4 separate regions of the Homo sapiens genome follow, and regions 1, 2 and 4 are each linked to region 3. A link is an interaction called in ENCODE POLR2A ChIA-PET data of the cell type or tissue named here. Cell type or tissue: MCF 10A. All regions are shown on one strand. Region 1 has its middle 40 kb from the start of EPHB3. Region 2 overlaps LINC02069 (long intergenic non-protein coding RNA 2069). Region 3 has its middle 60 kb from the start of MAGEF1. Region 4 has its middle 29 kb from the start of MAGEF1.

What was found. Peaks named below come from ENCODE experiments on the same cell type or tissue, not always from the same donor. Only the 100,000 strongest peaks of a DNase experiment are listed, where the experiment ranks them.
Region 1: POLR2A ChIA-PET joins it to region 3 with 18 read pairs; 7 of 35 experiments call an interaction of 5 or more read pairs at or near these places.
Region 2: POLR2A ChIA-PET joins it to region 3 with 30 read pairs; 4 of 35 experiments call an interaction of 5 or more read pairs at or near these places.
Region 4: POLR2A ChIA-PET joins it to region 3 with 12 read pairs; 2 of 35 experiments call an interaction of 5 or more read pairs at or near these places.

Annotation. Positions count from the first base shown.
Region 1 is chr3:184,599,402-184,603,401 of GRCh38, forward strand. No RefSeq gene overlaps it. Among named protein-coding and RNA genes, the nearest start is that of EPHB3, 40 kb to the left of the region's middle. In MCF 10A, no CTCF peak of the experiment used is centred here; a DNase peak (open chromatin) is centred at 1,700.
Region 2 is chr3:184,764,524-184,768,523 of GRCh38, forward strand. LINC02069 (long intergenic non-protein coding RNA 2069) reads right to left here. Exons shown (of 3, transcript NR_110043.1): 2 at 797-946. Among named protein-coding and RNA genes, the nearest start is that of LINC02069, 6.6 kb to the right of the region's middle. In MCF 10A, no CTCF peak of the experiment used is centred here; DNase peaks (open chromatin) are centred at 738, 1,328 and 2,218.
Region 3 is chr3:184,649,970-184,653,969 of GRCh38, forward strand. No RefSeq gene overlaps it. Among named protein-coding and RNA genes, the nearest start is that of MAGEF1, 60 kb to the right of the region's middle. In MCF 10A, no CTCF peak of the experiment used is centred here; DNase peaks (open chromatin) are centred at 2,172 and 2,722.
Region 4 is chr3:184,739,044-184,743,043 of GRCh38, forward strand. No RefSeq gene overlaps it. Among named protein-coding and RNA genes, the nearest start is that of MAGEF1, 29 kb to the left of the region's middle. RefSeq lists an enhancer at 1,603-2,121. In MCF 10A, no CTCF peak of the experiment used is centred here; DNase peaks (open chromatin) are centred at 1,618 and 2,288.

The sequences.
Region 1 (4,000 bases), 51 kb before region 3:
CAGAGAGAGTGCATGTGTGTCAGTGTGAGGGTGGATGGGAGGATCTGGTTGGAAGCAGAGCAGGGAGTAATTTTTCCTTGAGTGACAATGCCAAATACCCATAAGGTGAGCGCACGACACCTTCCCCCATTCTAGCTGCACCCCCTCCCAGCACCCAGTCCTCCTAGTCCCAAGCCTGGGCCCTGTTCTGCTACCTGGGTGAACAACCTCTCCCTCGGCCTCCTTACCACCTCTGGACCAGGCCAGCCCAAACTCTGCCCCAGGAAATGGAGGGGACTGTTGGCATTGAGGCCACCATCAGATCACCCCACTTTCGCCCATATCAGCTGGGCCCTCCAGGACAGACTGGGCAGTCCACCGTTGGGGGAAGGCTGAAGATCCACTATGGAATCACAGATGGCGTGTGGGCACGATTGCAAGTGGGGTGCCTTGGCCCCATTCTTTGGGTAATTATTAGTAATAGTAATGTTTAGCCTCTGTAGTCTCAATAATCATCCCATACACACAGTGTCCTTACTGATGTAACTTCTCAAAGCACTGGGTACTTTCCTTCACACTGCTTACCAATTTGTTATTAGACACTTACACACATATTTTCTTGGTTAATTCTGCCCTCTCCCAGGGCTGCAAGCTCGAAAAGGACAGTTGGCTTTCAGCTGTATCCCCAGTGCCTGGCACAGTGTTGACACATAGTACAGGCCCCTGATAAATTGTGTTGAATGCACTTATGGATAAATGAGTGTAATGGAGTCAGCAGGAAGCTAAGAAGAGGTAGACAGGACTACGAAGCGGGAGGAATATGAGGATGAAGCTTCAGGAGTCTGTGGATGGAGCCGGGCTGGTAGGGCATATCCAATAGGGACAGGGAGGAGGGACACTGCACTCTTGGTGGCCCCTGGGAAGCCAGGTATGGTTCTGGCATGAAGGAGCTAAGCTGTAAGGCCCCTTCACCTGCCTGGAGCTGAACCGTGGCCTCCTGCAGGTCAGGAATCAGAGGAAGCCTGTGGATGAAGCCCTCTCTTGTATCTCCAGACTTTTGCAACCCAGAAGAGCCACCACCCCAGGAGACTTTTGCAACCCAGAAGAGCACTTTCTCCCCTCCCACCAATACTCTCAAGAGGGGATTCTGGAAGGACCTCAGTATTTAGGCCATTTTAGCGAGGAGGCCGTGGAGAAGGGACCTGATTACTCAGGTTGCAGAATGGAATGCTCCTCAGCCTGCATCCCCTTTCCCTCCTGTCTCTAGAGTTGTTCAGTGCATGACCCTCTCTCAACCAATCTCTACTCCTTAGCCCAGTGTTCTTGGGATGGTGGAAAGGGAAGGCGTTTTGGAGTCAGAAAGATCTGGGTTCAAAACCAGCTCTTCCACTTTCTACCTGAGAGACCCTGGGCACACTTAGCTTCTCTAAGCCTCAGTTTCCACATCTCTAGAATGGAGAAGATAGTGCCCACTTTGCAGTGTGGCAGCTATCCCAGTGCCCGGCACCACACAGGCACTCACTGATCACCTGACCTCTCATTCCTGCTCTCACCAACTGGCTGTGTGACTTTGGGCAGGACTCATTACCTCTCCCTGTCTCAGCTTCCTCATCTCAAAGACAGGGTTGGATCCCACAGTCTTGAAGGCCCCTTCTAGCTCTGACTTGCTCGGTTCTATTCTGAGCAGGGAGCCCCACCTCTGGGGAGGGGGAATACGAACATTCTTTCAGCACAGATTCAACCCAGGCACATGCTTGCCCAGCCCCATCCCTCACATTTAGCCTGTAGCTATTGCCACATGGGCCGCACCCTTGGCACTGCCCTGCTCCCCCCACCCCCGCCTCACTCGCCAGGGCCACAGGTGGGTGGGTTGTTCTTGTGGAACTGAAGGAGCCTGAGAGGACAGACGAAGAGGGTGGGAGAGAAGAGGAAAGAGTGGAGGGGCTGCGGGGGTAGCCAGGTGGGAAGGGCGGGGCTTTGAGCCTGGTAGAATGCTAGCTCTGTCACTTTCTAGCGGTGTATGTCCTTGGGCAAGCGGCTTTAACCTCTTAGAAACCTGTTTCCTCGTTTATGAGCTAATAATAATAACAATTTTTTAAAAACCCATTAGATCGCAGTGAGGATTAAATGAAAGAATATCTGTCAAGTGCCTGGCACTGTAGCGTTCTGTTCTGGGGTGGGGGGAGGCAGGCACCTACACCCTTCCCTCGACCCGGGTAGGGGGAAGTTCCACGAAGGCCCGTGGGGGCGCCTTGGCCACCTTCCCGCAGGCGAACCCGAGCCAGAGAGGCCCACAGTCCTCGCCGCAGCCGGAGCCACCTCCCGAGGGCTGTCGGTCTGGGGTCCTTGGCCCGGGAGCCCCAGCCCGCAGAGCAAGGGGAAGGCTGCGGCCCGAGCCGGCCCCCGACCCACCCGCCCCGCCTCGGCCTCGTACAAGCACCTTTGATCTGCAACCTTCAGGGGGATTAAGAGCCTGAGAGCCCCCCTCCCCGGGGTACCCCGCTCCCCAACGCCCTCCCTCCGGGCTGACCTCCCAGTCTGCCGCCCGGGCCGGGGGCCGGCTCCGCCGCCGGTGGTCCCCGCCGCTCCTGGCGGCCGCACCTCCGGGCAGGCCACTTGGATTACAGGGGCAGCAGCCGCGGCTGGCGGCTTCGGGGAGCCCCGGGGCTGGGGCCCGCGGGCGGGGCGGGAGGGGAGGCTGGGGGCGGCGGGCCCCTCCTGGCCATTTTGGCCGGGGAATCTGTGTAAAGTGTTTAAAAAGAAAAACTCTCCGGAGGAGGACGTAACCTTTTCTTAACATCTGGGGCTCAATTAGCTAATGACAGCAAAGCCTTCTCCGGTGTCGCTGACCCCTGGGCGGCAGCCCAGCTCCCCCACCCCCGGTATTTATACAGCTGCGGCCCCTCGCTGGGACGGGGGGCAGGGGGCTTGACTGGGTTATCTCTGCGGAGATCCGCCGCCCACCCCAAAAAGGAGAAAGAAAAGGCTTAGCACACGGTCCCACCCACCGCCCCTCGATCCTCCTTGTTGCCCCTCGGTCCTCCTCGTCGCCCCTCACTCTTTCCCTCTCTCCAGCTCTTGGCGCTGCCTCTGCTTTCCTGCCCCTGGGCTTCTCTCCTCTCCCTCTCCCCCATTTTCTACTCTTCCTCCTTTCTGCTCCTCTCCACTTCTCTTTTTTACCTCTCCCTCTCCCCTTTCTCCCGTTTCTTCTTCATCTCTGTTTTGTCTCTTGTTCCTGCCCAGCTTTCTCACTCCTCCCTCTCTCTCCCCCTGCTCTCCTCCCCTTCTTGCCCACCACCCCCTTGCCTGCCTGTCTCTCTTTTCGCCCCTCTTTCTCTGTCTTTTCTCTCTCCCTGGCGGCCTCCCCTCTCTTTCTGACTCTCTGAATAGCTCCCTTGTTCCCTCTCTGTGTTCCTGTCTATCCCTCTCATTCTAGTGCTTCCTCCCCACCTTTGTCTCTCCCTGTCTCAACCTCTGAATGCCTGTCTGTCCTCCCAGAGGTGTGTCCTACCCTGGCTGCCAGGCAAATACCCCCAGGGGAGCAGACCTATTGCTGGGCCACCTCCGGACCAAGCATCCTTTCCCGCTGAGTTGGGCAGGCCTGTGGCTGGGCACTGCAGGGCTGACTCCGGATCCTGGGTGTGGGAGGTGTGGGAGAGCTGTGTTTAAGGCTCTCCATGGCTAGAGCCAGAGGAGATCCCCAGGGGCTTCCCTAGAACCCTCCACTCCAGCTGGTGGAACCTCGCCTTCCCTGGAGGCTCCTTCCCTGCCACTCCACCCATCCCCAACTCCCCCAACACCCCGTGCCTGGTATTTTGAAGCCCGGCACAAGTGCAGAGACACACTTTCCTCTTTATCCTCCCTGAGCGCAGTTAGAACAGGCTGGAGTCCCTTAAAAAAATTCACCAATATTAAGAAAAAAGTGATAAGCTCAGAAACTATAAATAGCACAAAATAGTCATGTCCAAGGGCAGCGCAGAGCAGCAAAGAGCACACAGTTTGGAATGAAAGGAGCTGGATT
Region 2 (4,000 bases), 110 kb after region 3:
TGGAACTTTGGGTCTGGCTTCCTGGGATTCCCCCAACATCTCCCCTAACCACTCCAGAGCAGCCTCCAGTCGCCACCACCACCACCACCCTCAAGCCAGAAGTCATTTTTTTTTTTTTTTGAGACGGAGTCTCACTCTGTTGCCCAGGCTGGATTGCAATGGCGCGATCTTGGCTCACTGCAACCTCTGCCTCTCGGGTTCAAGGAATTCTCCTGCTTCAGCTTGCCGAGTAGCTGGGATCATAGGTGCCTGCCACCACGCCTGGCTAATTTTTTGTATTTTTAGTAGAGACAGGGTTTCACCATGTTGGCCAGGCTGGTCTCGAACCCCTGACCTCAGGTGATCTACCTGCCTTGGCCTCCCAAAGTTCTGGAATTACAGGTGTGAGCCACCGCGCCTGACCCAGAAATCATCTTAAAACATTCCCTCAACAACCCTTTACCTTGATACAACACCTCATAGTCACCAAAGCATTCTTACATCCTCAGCCCATGGGTTCCTCCTCCCCACATCAGCCCTGGAAGGCAGGCAGCTCAGAGATTATTAAACCATTTTACAGATGAGGAAAATGAGACAAGCTTAGTGATGTTTGCAAGCCACATGGTTGGTGAGTCACGTTGGCTGCACTGTTAGATTTCAAGGCAGTGAGACCAGAAGGTAGCCTCGTATGGGGAGGGGTGGGATCTGGGTTGAGGCAGCCAAGGATTTGCATGAATTGGATGAGAGATCCCAGCTCCTCTGTGTCCAGAAAGTTTCACCTTGAGTCACCTGCCTTTCCCTCCCCGGGACACCGCACCTTCCCAACAGAGCAGTGTTGAGTCAGCTCCCCTTTTTCTGCCTCTCCGAGGTACTCTCAGCCATGCCCTCCTTCTGGCTTTCGTAGGATCTGACTCAAGATCCACTTTAGGCAGGCAGTATCTGTGGAACCTTCTCGTGTAGGGCCCACCTGTAAACAAGAGGAGGTGTTTGGAAATTATTCATGAAAGAAGAACACCATGAACAGCATTTGACCTCTTCAGAGAAAAGAGATATGCAAGTTTATAGCGGTAGTGGCGATAGTAATATCCAATGACATAACAACTTCAACAATTACACTTGCATTTCTTCCAAAGAGCTTTAAGCATTTTCGAGTTTATTGGGCTATTTGATCTCATAAAAGTCCCACAAATGGGTAGTGCTGGTTATTATTATCATTTTATAGATGAGAAAACTGAGGCCCGGAAATATGTCAGTGATTGCCCAAGACCTCGCAGCGAGGGAGGAGGGAGGTAGGGCTGAGTCTGTTTCTTCACGTCTCCAGGTGTTTCGTGTGTGGGACTCCCTCTTGGTGTCTGAATTCCTGTGAAGTAAGGTGTGGACAGAGGAGGTGGCTGGTGGCAGGCTCAGAGGATTTTTCTGCACATGGTCACTGAGAGACAGTGAGTCAGGCACCCTTATTTTGAGTTCGGTTTCCTCTTTCACTTCCCCAAACAATTTCTGGAGATGGAGTTCACTTGGCACCCGTTCTCAGATGATGAGCTGGGGGTATGTGCACAGCTGCCCCTGAAGGTTTTCGTGGTAGTGGTGATCTGGAAGGGGTGGATGCTCACATTCTTATCCTGAGACTCCTCCTGTTCTCCTGGTCTACCAATCCCCTCTCCAGGAGGGGGGTCCTTGCTAGCTCTGTCTGTTACCACGGCCTCCTCACTGTTTTTCTGACCTCAGTATCTTTCCTTTTTTTTTTTTTTTTTTTTTTTTTTTGAGATGGAGTCTTGCTCTGTCTCCCAGGATGGAGTGCAGCACCGTGATCTCGGCTCACTAGAACTTCTGCCTCCTGGGTTCAAGCGATTCTCCTAGCTCAGCCTCCCGAATAGCTGGGACTACAGGTGTGTGCCACCACTCTCAGTTACCTTTTCTATTTTTAGTAGAGACAAGGTTTTGTCATGTTGGCCAGGCTGGTCTCGAACTCCTCACCTCATATGATCCACCCACCTTGGCCTCCCAAAGTGCTGGGATTACAGGCATGAGGCACCGCGTCTGGCCTGACCTCAGTATCTTTTTCATTCAATCATCTCCATGACTGACCTTCCAAAAGCTCTCCCTCCACCTCTCAGAAATTGTCAGTAGAATCTCATTACTTCTGGCCTCAGCTTGGCACTCAAGGCCCCACCCAGTCAAGTCACAAACTACCTTCCCACCCTTGGCTCCTCCCTCTCATCCTCCTCTTGAAGCTTTATCTTCAGTTAGACTGGAGGATTTGCCTAGACATGCTTTGTGTTTTCCCAACTCCACAGTTCCCTTGGCTTGGAAAGCCACTCCCACCCCTCTGCCTGCTGGATTTCTATGCAGCCTTCAAAGCCCATGACAAATGTCACCTCTCTCATGAAGCCCTCCTTGATTCCATCATTGGAAAATGAGCTTCTCCCTCCTGGGATGTCTCACAGCACCTGGCATACAGGTCTCCACACAAGCAGTTCTCTGTGTGTTGTGGCAGTGGTGTCAAGATTTGGATGTTTGTGAAACTACAAAGACTGCAGGATTCGGCAATACCACTTGTGGGCATGTGTGTGCGTGTGTGTGTCTGTACGTGTGTGTGTGTGTGCGTGTGTGTGTGTTGGTATGAGGAGTGAGCACAGCTACATAAACAATTGTATGTCAGAAAGGGATGAGACACTTACTAGGTTTAGAGTGTGTCAATCACTTCAGTTCTGCCAATGAACAGAGAGCCAGATGTCTCTCTCCAAGGATAGAGAACACTCACAATAAAGACTATAAACACACTTGGGGGAAGAAAGAATGGAGAGAGGGAGGAAATGAACAAGTATGTATGGCTCATTTACTATAGTCCAGGCGCTGCGTTGGAGAGGAAATTTCATGTGAGCAGTGTGCTCACTTAACCCTCACCGTAGCCGAGAGGTAGGAATCTGCCCCTGTTTTGTGGTTGAGTACTGCTTTGGGCCAGGTTCTCAAAACGCAGGCTCTGGGTGTGCGGGGTAACTGGGAGCACTCATGGGCTGTCGGCATGCAGGGTAACTGGGAGCACTCACGGAGCAGCCCCGCTGGGGAGTCATGAAGGCAGGCTGGCACAGGAAAGGCTGAACGGCAGCGAGGCTGGTGTGCTGAAGCTTGGGTGGCCCTTTTAAGATGTGCCCCCATTGAGGCGATGGGATCCTTGTGCCCTCTGGGAGGGGGAAACCCAGGCAAGACGGCTCCCTTCAGCCAAGGGTGGTTCCTGGGGGGGACAGCACCCACTACACGTACACTGTGGATTAGAGAAACGCGTGCCCCCGCCACATGCAGACTGTCAGCAAGTGGAAGGGGCAGGGATGGAACTCCCTTCCACTAAGGGGGCTTCACCAGATTCTCCTGTTTCAAGGAGAAATAGAGTTTGGAAACCTCTCATTTTATAAACGAGGACACTGAGGCACAAAGCAGGGTGGTTGGTGCCTTGCCTAAAGTCATACAGATTTCATGTAACAAATTGTGCTGGTTAGGTAGGGGAGGATGCAGAGCTCACAGCACAGGTGAATACCTCCATCGCAAAGGCTGAACCAAATGCCCCGTTAAATCAGGAGACCTGCCTCTTTCAGCTTTGTTTTCTGAAGAAATCCCTTCCCAGGGGTTGAAGCCCTCAGGCTGTGTCCCGAGGCCTGGTGTGGCCTTCAGTCCATCTCCAGAAGACAGCATAGGCCAGGCGCGGTGTTTCACGCCTGTAAGCCCAACACTTTGGGAGGCTGAGGAGGATCACCTGAGATCAGGAGTTCGAGACCAGCCTGGCCAACATGGTGAATCCCCGTCTGTGCTAAAAATACAAAAATTAGCTGGGCGTGTTGGCGGGTGCCTGTAATCCCAGCTATTTGGGAGGCTGAGGCAGGAGAATCGCTTGAACTCGGGAAGCGTGGGTTACAGTGAGCTAAGATCACACCACTGCACTCCAGCCTGGGCGACAAGAGCAAAACTCCATCTCAAAAAAAAAAGAAGAAGAAGAAGAAGTCAGCCTGGTCACTCTTTGCCCATTGTG
Region 3 (4,000 bases):
ATGACATGAAGAGAGCCATGGGGAGGAGGCACAGGAAGTGGTGGGTGCTGGGGCGCAATATGAACATTCAGCACCAAACAAGGGACAAAAGGTTCCTGGCCACCCTTGCGGTCAGAGTTCCACTGTGTGACCTGTTGTCACAGGTGCCACCTGCAAGGGCCAGGTAAAGCCCTCATGGAGTTGGGCAGAGGCACAGACCGATGGTAATAATTTAATAATAAATCACTATTAATTATTTTAATTATTAAACAAAATATATTACTATTTGGTTAACTATTAAACTACTAATGATGATACTTATGAATTAATGGCTTGGGATGATCGTGACGGTCACCGCAATAATGCTATACTGAAGGAATTTTTTGTGTGCCAATAGACTAATTAGAAAACATTTGAGGTATATAATTGTGATTGCAGGACTGATGTGTAGTGGAAAACAAAAAATAAGCATGCAGGTGTCAAAATGCCAACTGTTAGCCTTGACCTCCATGCTTGGCTGAAGGGCTCTCTGTCATAAAGTGGCTTTGTGCAGCAATGACCCAGCCTCCAGAGCCCTCACAGCTGAGGGCCATAGACAGTGTGGACCTGCAGGAGGGAGCCTTGAGAGGGACGCTGAGAGAGGTTGGATGTAGCACCTCCGGGGAGCAAGGCCAGAGGGACAAACCAGCAGAGGGTGACGCGATGAGGGACGGGGGTCAGAAGCACGCAGAGTTGGCAGCAGAAAAGCCCTCATGAGCCGCTGCCAATTGCAAAGCCAGGCATTGCAGTATAACCACCATGTATTGAAGAGATAGAAATAGGGTCTCTAGGTCCCTGGCAACATGGGCAGATGAAGAAAACAAACTGACAACATGGAGAGGCGATTGAGTCCAGGTCAGAACGCAGGCTCACCCACCCCTGCCTGGAGGAGCAGGGATGGGCCATGAGAACCAGAAAGACAACCATGCTGCACATCTGTAATTAAGCAAAATGCTTACTTTAGTCGTTTGATAAAGTTGTAGTTGATTTTTTCTGTGATTTGGCTATTTACCAGGAATTTAGTAATTTCTTTGTTGTAAAGATGACCCTGAAGAACCTCAAGCAGGATGGATCTGCCTAAACTTCCAAGTGTCCAGGCAGAACCATTCATGGTGGAGTCCAGAAAGGACTCCTGTCCAGCTGATCCTGACCACCCTTGCTGCATTCAGAATTCCCCATAGTGATGAGCAGCCCACTTTATAAAGACTAGGAATAAGCCCTGCTGTCTCCCGTATTGGGCAGAGAAGCAGGGCCACCTTACAGAATTGGATCAGCTGCTCCAGCCAAGAAAGAGCTCACCACATCTGTCCCTGAGCCAAGAGATCAGTCTGAAGCAGTGGCCTCCACACTCCCACACTGGAGGAGGCTTCCTGACGGAGGCTGGTGGCCTTCAGGAGTTGTTTGAATCCGCTTTAAATTCTGCAAAGATCCAGTTTGTCCAGGCCCTTAACCACAATGGCAGTCACCTTGAATGTAAGGGAAGCTGCAGTTAGACTGGATTGGAAGTAAAAGAGCATTTTCAAATACTCAGGCATTTCCTTATGGGAAAGGGGTTGCGGGGAGGGGTTCACACTGTTCTTGGCTTGAATACCCAGAAACCTCATGGAAGGCCTAACACCGTCTTTTTGCAAAATTGTGCTGACCATATAGTGTTGGGAAGAAGTTTAATACATTAAAGAGCTAGCTAGTCTGTGTTATAAAATAGGAAAATTCCAGCAACCCCAAACTCTCACAATGTCCATGTTCCAGCTCCCACAAAGCCTGAGCGTGGCACCCTCCTAGTAGGCAGCCTGCTGTGGGGATGGGCACACAGTAGGTCTCACAAGCAGCTGTACCTTTGCCTCTCCCTCCTGCTGTGGGCCAAAACCACTTAAGATTATTATAACAGGTCGAGTCTCGCTTGTAGATTTGTTTAACCTTACACCATGTTGGATATGAATTCCTCACTAAAAATAACGGTCACCCATTTTCCCCTGCCTTGAAACAACAGGCACTTCATTCACCGCAGCTGGCAGTGCCCAGCAGACTGGCTAACTGGCTCTCATGAGCTGAAACGTGCTGCGGCTTGTTCCTGCTCCATCTCTCCTCCTTCTCAGCTTTTCTACAAGCCACATGCAAAAATCTGGCCCATTACTCCATTATCATATTTCGTATGAAATTAGGTATTGCAAGTCTCATGTCATTCAATTAGCTTGGCACAGGCTGAGGGCATGACTCAGAGACACTCCCAGTTTCACCTCTTCCCAGTCATGGGCTCCTCCTTTATCCTGACCCCGGGGAGACCCTGTTGTGCCAAGACAACCTTCTTCCTCCTGAGGCTTAGGTCAAAGGACACTCTTGGGACCCTTTGTTCCAGAACGAAGGACCTTTTCTGATCAGTCTCAGTTCCACTCCCTTGAACCCCGACTCTCTATGTCTCCCACAAGCACCCAGATGAATGCCCTCCACTTGCCTCCCTTATGGTGAGGCCCACAGCCCTGCAAACCAGCCCTGTGCCTACCCTGGCCCTGGCCACTTTCTCCTTCTTCTCCCTGTCACCAGACTAATGGTTTCTCTAAAAAGCCTCAGCCCTCCAGGCTGCAGTGTCAGCAGCTCTGGGTGGCCCAGGACATACTTCCTCCAGGTACACACAAGCATGCTGAAAATCCTGGTTCCACCCACACATCCTGGGCTGGTAGCCTCCCCCGTTTTGCAGCCTTCACATTCTCAACGCCCACATGTACATTTCATCACAGTCAACTCCAGGCTCTCTGCAATCCCGCCATCAATCCGCGGTGATGTTTTTGGCTATACCTCCTGCCCCTGGAAATGATTTCCCGTCACTCCTGAGGCAGATACCCATGTGCCTCCTTCTCTTCCCTGTACACTTTGCCTTCTGTGCATGACTGCCCTTAGAAGGGCCAGAAAATGCATTTAGGGTTCATTTGCTCTTTCAGTAAAGTTGTCTGAGTACCTACTATGCATAAGACCAGATTCCTTACCTTCAGGAACTAGATAACCTAGGAGGAGAGGTGAGGAAAAAAAAAACACAACTCATAAAAAGATCAGCAAAAGTGCCTCTTATGAGAGAAGGAGAGGAAGACAGGATACTGATGAGTCTTAATCTGCATAGTCACTCTGGGTCATCATGTCTGACCACCAAGGACCAGTGGGAAACAGTGTAAAGGACTTTGGGTAGGATGATCGGGGCCCAGGAGACTTAATGAAGACTCTCAAAGGCGAGATAAAGATGAATCAGCTGTGGCTCTGATCTGTGGCCCCAGAACTCACCTTCAGCTAGAATTAAGTGAAAGAACATTGAAAGATCCAGGTTTCCTTTCCTACTGATGAGCGAAATCAGATTCCTGAGAAAGGCCTCCTCTAATTTTGAGGTTCCCTTTGGCAGTGAGCCCTCTTAATTGCTCTAGAATTCACATGATAATTTAAAGCAAAAAATATAACATTGTCTTATGGGTTTTATAATGTATGTAGATGTAATACATATGATAACTATAGCATAAAGGATGGGGGTAGCGGGCAATGGTTTCTACATTTTACTTGAAATAGTAACTAAGTGGACTGTGAAAATTTAACGATATGTTGTAATCCCTGGGGCAACCATTTCAAAATTAATATAAAGAGGTATAATTACAAATCCAATAGATAGATTTAAATGGCATTCAGGCTGGGCGCAGTGGCTCATGCCTGTAATCCTAGCACTTTAGGGGGCCGAGGTGAGTGGATCACCTGAGGTCAGCAGTTCAAGACCAGCCTGCTAAACATGGTGAAACCCCATCTGTACTAAAAATACAAAAATTAGCTGGGCCTGGTGGTGTGCGCCTGTAATTCCAGCTCCTCAGGAGGCTGAGGCAGGAGAATTGCTTGAACATGGGAGAGCCGAGAGATTGCGCCATTTCACTCCAGCCTGGGCAACAAGACTGAGACTCCATCTCAAAAAAAAAAAAATGAAAAAAATAAAATAAAATAAAAAATAAATGGCATT
Region 4 (4,000 bases), 89 kb after region 3:
GGAGAAAGAAAGCATGTTCTAACAGGAAGGTTAAAGCACCCTGGGATGTGAGTTGGGGTGGAGAAGTGAAGAGGGCAGTTCTCACAGGGGCAGAGCTTGGTTTGGGGTAGGCTAGGAGCTGGGACCAGAAGAGGGACAGGGAAGGGTTTATTGTGGGTCCACGGCCCAGCTCCACTGCATGGGCCATCTGACAGCGCCTGACCGAGCAGAATGCCAGGGTGTAAAGACCCCACTAATACCCAGTCAATGAGAGGAACGCCAGAGGAGCACCCAGAATGTTCTTGTGCAGAGGCAAAGAGCAGGAGTTTGTGACCACAGCTGGCAGTCCATGTCATCCTCACTGAACGACCTCTTAGCATTCCAGGTGGACAAACATATTCACAGGTGCCCAGACAAATGAGGTCTGCGGGAGAGAGACAGGCTACATCAGAGGTAGACTATGTATTTACATAAAGTAGGAATAAGAGTCTCAGAAGCCTTCCAAAGCAGATGTCTGCTTAAACCTCTTGAGCGGTGCCCTCCTTAGCCTGGAAGGAAGGCCTTGCTCAGGTAGTCTCAACCCGCATCTGTGGTGTGATTTAACACCTTCCCCTTCATTCCACCACACTCTATCTCAAACTATCTGTTGTTCTCAAACACACAGAACACTTTCACTCCACCAGCTCTTCCACATGTGATTATCTTTGCATGTACTTCATCTTTCTCATCTACAGCCCCACCTGGCAAACTCCTACTCAGCCTTCAAAACCCTGCCTAAATGTCACTGAATCTGGAAGCCTTCTTCATCTTCTCAGTACACATTTGTCTGTATTCCTGATCCTTTGTCTATAACTCTGGTAAATCATTGATCCTAGTGCACTGTCAAGAACTTGTCCTATTTTATCTGTAGATTCCCAGAGCCCAATCAAGATCCTCACATGTAGAAAGTAGTAGATCAATTAAATAAAGCAAGCACAGCCAGAATGGCTGGGAATTTGAGAGCATGTGCCCCAGAATGATTGTACCTCAGACCTGGAAGAAAATGTGGAGTTGATCTAAGTAAACCTGATGTTTGAACGCCTCATCTGCATTCACAGCCTGAGGTAATATACATAAACCACCTAATCTAGTAACTGGCAGGTATTAGTCAGTGAATGGTGGCTGATATTTTTGTTTTTGTTGTCATTTCTTCGGGAATCAAAATAGACATAGAAGAATTCGCAGAAAGAGCAACAGATCTGCAGTTGGGGCTGTGGCTCTGCCTCTGAGACTCTCCCTTTATGACTTTGAACAAGTCATTTCACCCTCATGAGGCCTCGATTTCCTCATCAATAGTTTGGGATACAACTAGGTGTCCTGTAATTGGTGCCTTTCAGCTCTAATCAAAACAAAAACAAGACCCAAGCAAACATCATCACTGACAGATCTGAGGGAATCCAGCTCAGATCTTCCTGGTGTCATCTCTGATCAGAAATCAGGGAACCAACCCTGACCTTAATGGCCCTTCTAGGGGTGTGCTCTTCCCCTGGGCAGAGCCAATCCCCAGGGAAGCAGAAACTCCTACTTGCCAAACTCCTGGCCAGTCACACCCGCTTTGCCATCCTGGAGAAGGAGGGACTGTTGTGGAGCTTGTGGCAAAATCCCTCTTCCTCCCCCAAACACAGCTATGATTAGCTGTGTCCTCACCACGAAACTGCAGGGGTGTGTGCGGGTGAGTCATAGCTGTTCAAATCACATTTATAGAGAGCTCGCATGGCAGGGGGCTTGGTGGCTGTCAGAGGCACCCCAGTTCCCTTTCTCTACCCCCAACAATTGCTGAGATTTTAGGACCCAGGCATTTGGGTTACAGAGTTTCAGAATCATCTGCTGATGCCACCGGCTTCTTATGCCAGGCCCCAGCCACCCAGAGCGGCTCCCCTGGAGGAGGAGGGGGCTTGGTCCTCATCCCATTGCCCATCCCATCCCACCTGGGAGAGCTGTCCCAGGGTCAGCCCCAGGCCTGAATTGTCACTGTCTCTCACCACCCTCTCCCTGGGGCCTGCCATTCCCAGGACCACTCCGAAGGAATCAGGTACTCTCTCCAGGTGCGAACCCCACAACCTCCAGGAGCCCCAGCTCCTGCCACTCCATGCCCTAGGCTCACTCGTAGCTGTTGGCACAGGTGTCCCAGCCTCTCTGAGCTGTGCACTGTGGTCTCAAATGCCCCCTCCCACTCCCTTTCCACCCAGCCATGGGGACCCTGACAGCTCCCATCGGGAGCTGAGAAAGAAGCAGAGGCCTCTTTGGTGGAGGAATCCCGGCAGGCCGGCAAGTCCCAACAGGCCGATGTTGGGCTGCTGCAGGCAGACAGTGAGTCACCTGGGTCCCCGCTGCTTACAGGACAGAGCCAGAATAATGACAATAATAATAGAGGTCCACGGTGCTGTTATTAACGCCCACCTTTCCTCCCAGGACCATGTCTCCTTTATCCATCTGACAGCCCTTGGGGCAGGGAGGGGCCGAGGGCCCAAGAGATTTTGTTGCCCTGTCTTAAATAGGGGGGAAACTGAGGCTAAAGTTGTTTCCCACTGAACTGCTAGTCCTGAGAATAGGACTCTGCCTCCTAATGTCCCCGATGCCAGGAAAGTTCTGCAGCCCCACAGTTAGTGGTCTCCTCACTGACAAAGCTCTAGGCTCAGGGAGCAAAGAGCCCACATTTCTGGATTTCTCACACTCTGTCCTCTAACCCTTACTTACAACAACAGCTCTAGGGACTAGTTATGATTATTATCCTCATTTGATGGATGAGGAACTTGAAGTTCAGAGAGGCTAGGTAAATTCCCAAGGTCATGCAGCAAAGGAGAAGCAGACCCAAGACGTGAAGCCAGGTTGGTTTGACTGTGCTCTCTCACTCAGGGTCCTGTAATCCAGGATCTAGAGTTTCCAAGTGTGGCTTCCTAGGCCTTTTGGGCCTGCTCTTCTTCCATTGCCTTCCCCACCTGGGCTCCCTCTATCTCAAGATTAGGGTTCCTCCCAGGGCCCCCTGGAGGCCAGCTTTCATTTTCATCTTGAGCAGCCGTGGAAAATTAAGGACTCAACCACTTTAATTTTGGGGTCTTAGTAATTATCTGACACCACCCACTCAACTCTACCCACTAGTTATTACAATAATAACAATAATAATTTAGAGAAGCGATGGCAATGATCACAGCGTTTACAGAATCCGGGACTGGGCGGAGATAGATATAGCCTCACACTTCCTTTTTCTATCAGTGTGGTACTAGTTTTGGGAGTAAGGACTGTTGGAGTCTAGTCAGTTCTGGCAAGGATGCCATATATCACATGACTGAATGTGCCCCTAAATGCCTGTGTACCTTCATTTCCCCCTCTGTAAAATGTGGGAAAAAGTCTTGCAAGACGATGTGCTTTCAGCTTCCTGAAATAAAGTCATGATAAGCAACCTTTTCTTTTTCGCCACCCTATAGTCACTATTTACAATGACCCAGGAGTCTGATGCCTAAATGATACATTATCTTCATGCTCCAGTCTCCCACTGTCTGACTGCCCGGCTCTTCTTTGACGAGAGATCTCACCGATTGCGGCCCTTGGCCTTAGGAAGGGTGATGGGCTGGGCTGGAGGCCTGGGCTGAGCTCTTGGGTGCAGGGGGAGCCTCAGCTTTTCCAGCCCTCATCCTCAACGGCTGCCTCTGCCAAGGCCCTGGAGCTACAGAAAGCAAGACCAGTGCCTGAGTGCAATAAATGCTTTTATTAGTCCTTTTATTAATGACGGTTGGTATTTGTTGAGAAGCTGGGACAATAGTTATTCCAGTAAGAGGATATTAAGCTCCCTCAAACAGGCCCTGTATATCTAACAGGCTCTGGCCCCCAGCCTCCCCTGACGCAGCTCTGTTACACTGCAGCACACCCCTGGCCTCCCAGCAACTCCAAGAAGGGAGAGGAGGGATGGGGGAGGTAGGGATAATCTGGTGTCATTAAACACACAGGCCTTTGTGGAGGTTACCGTACACCAACAGCAGGAAGC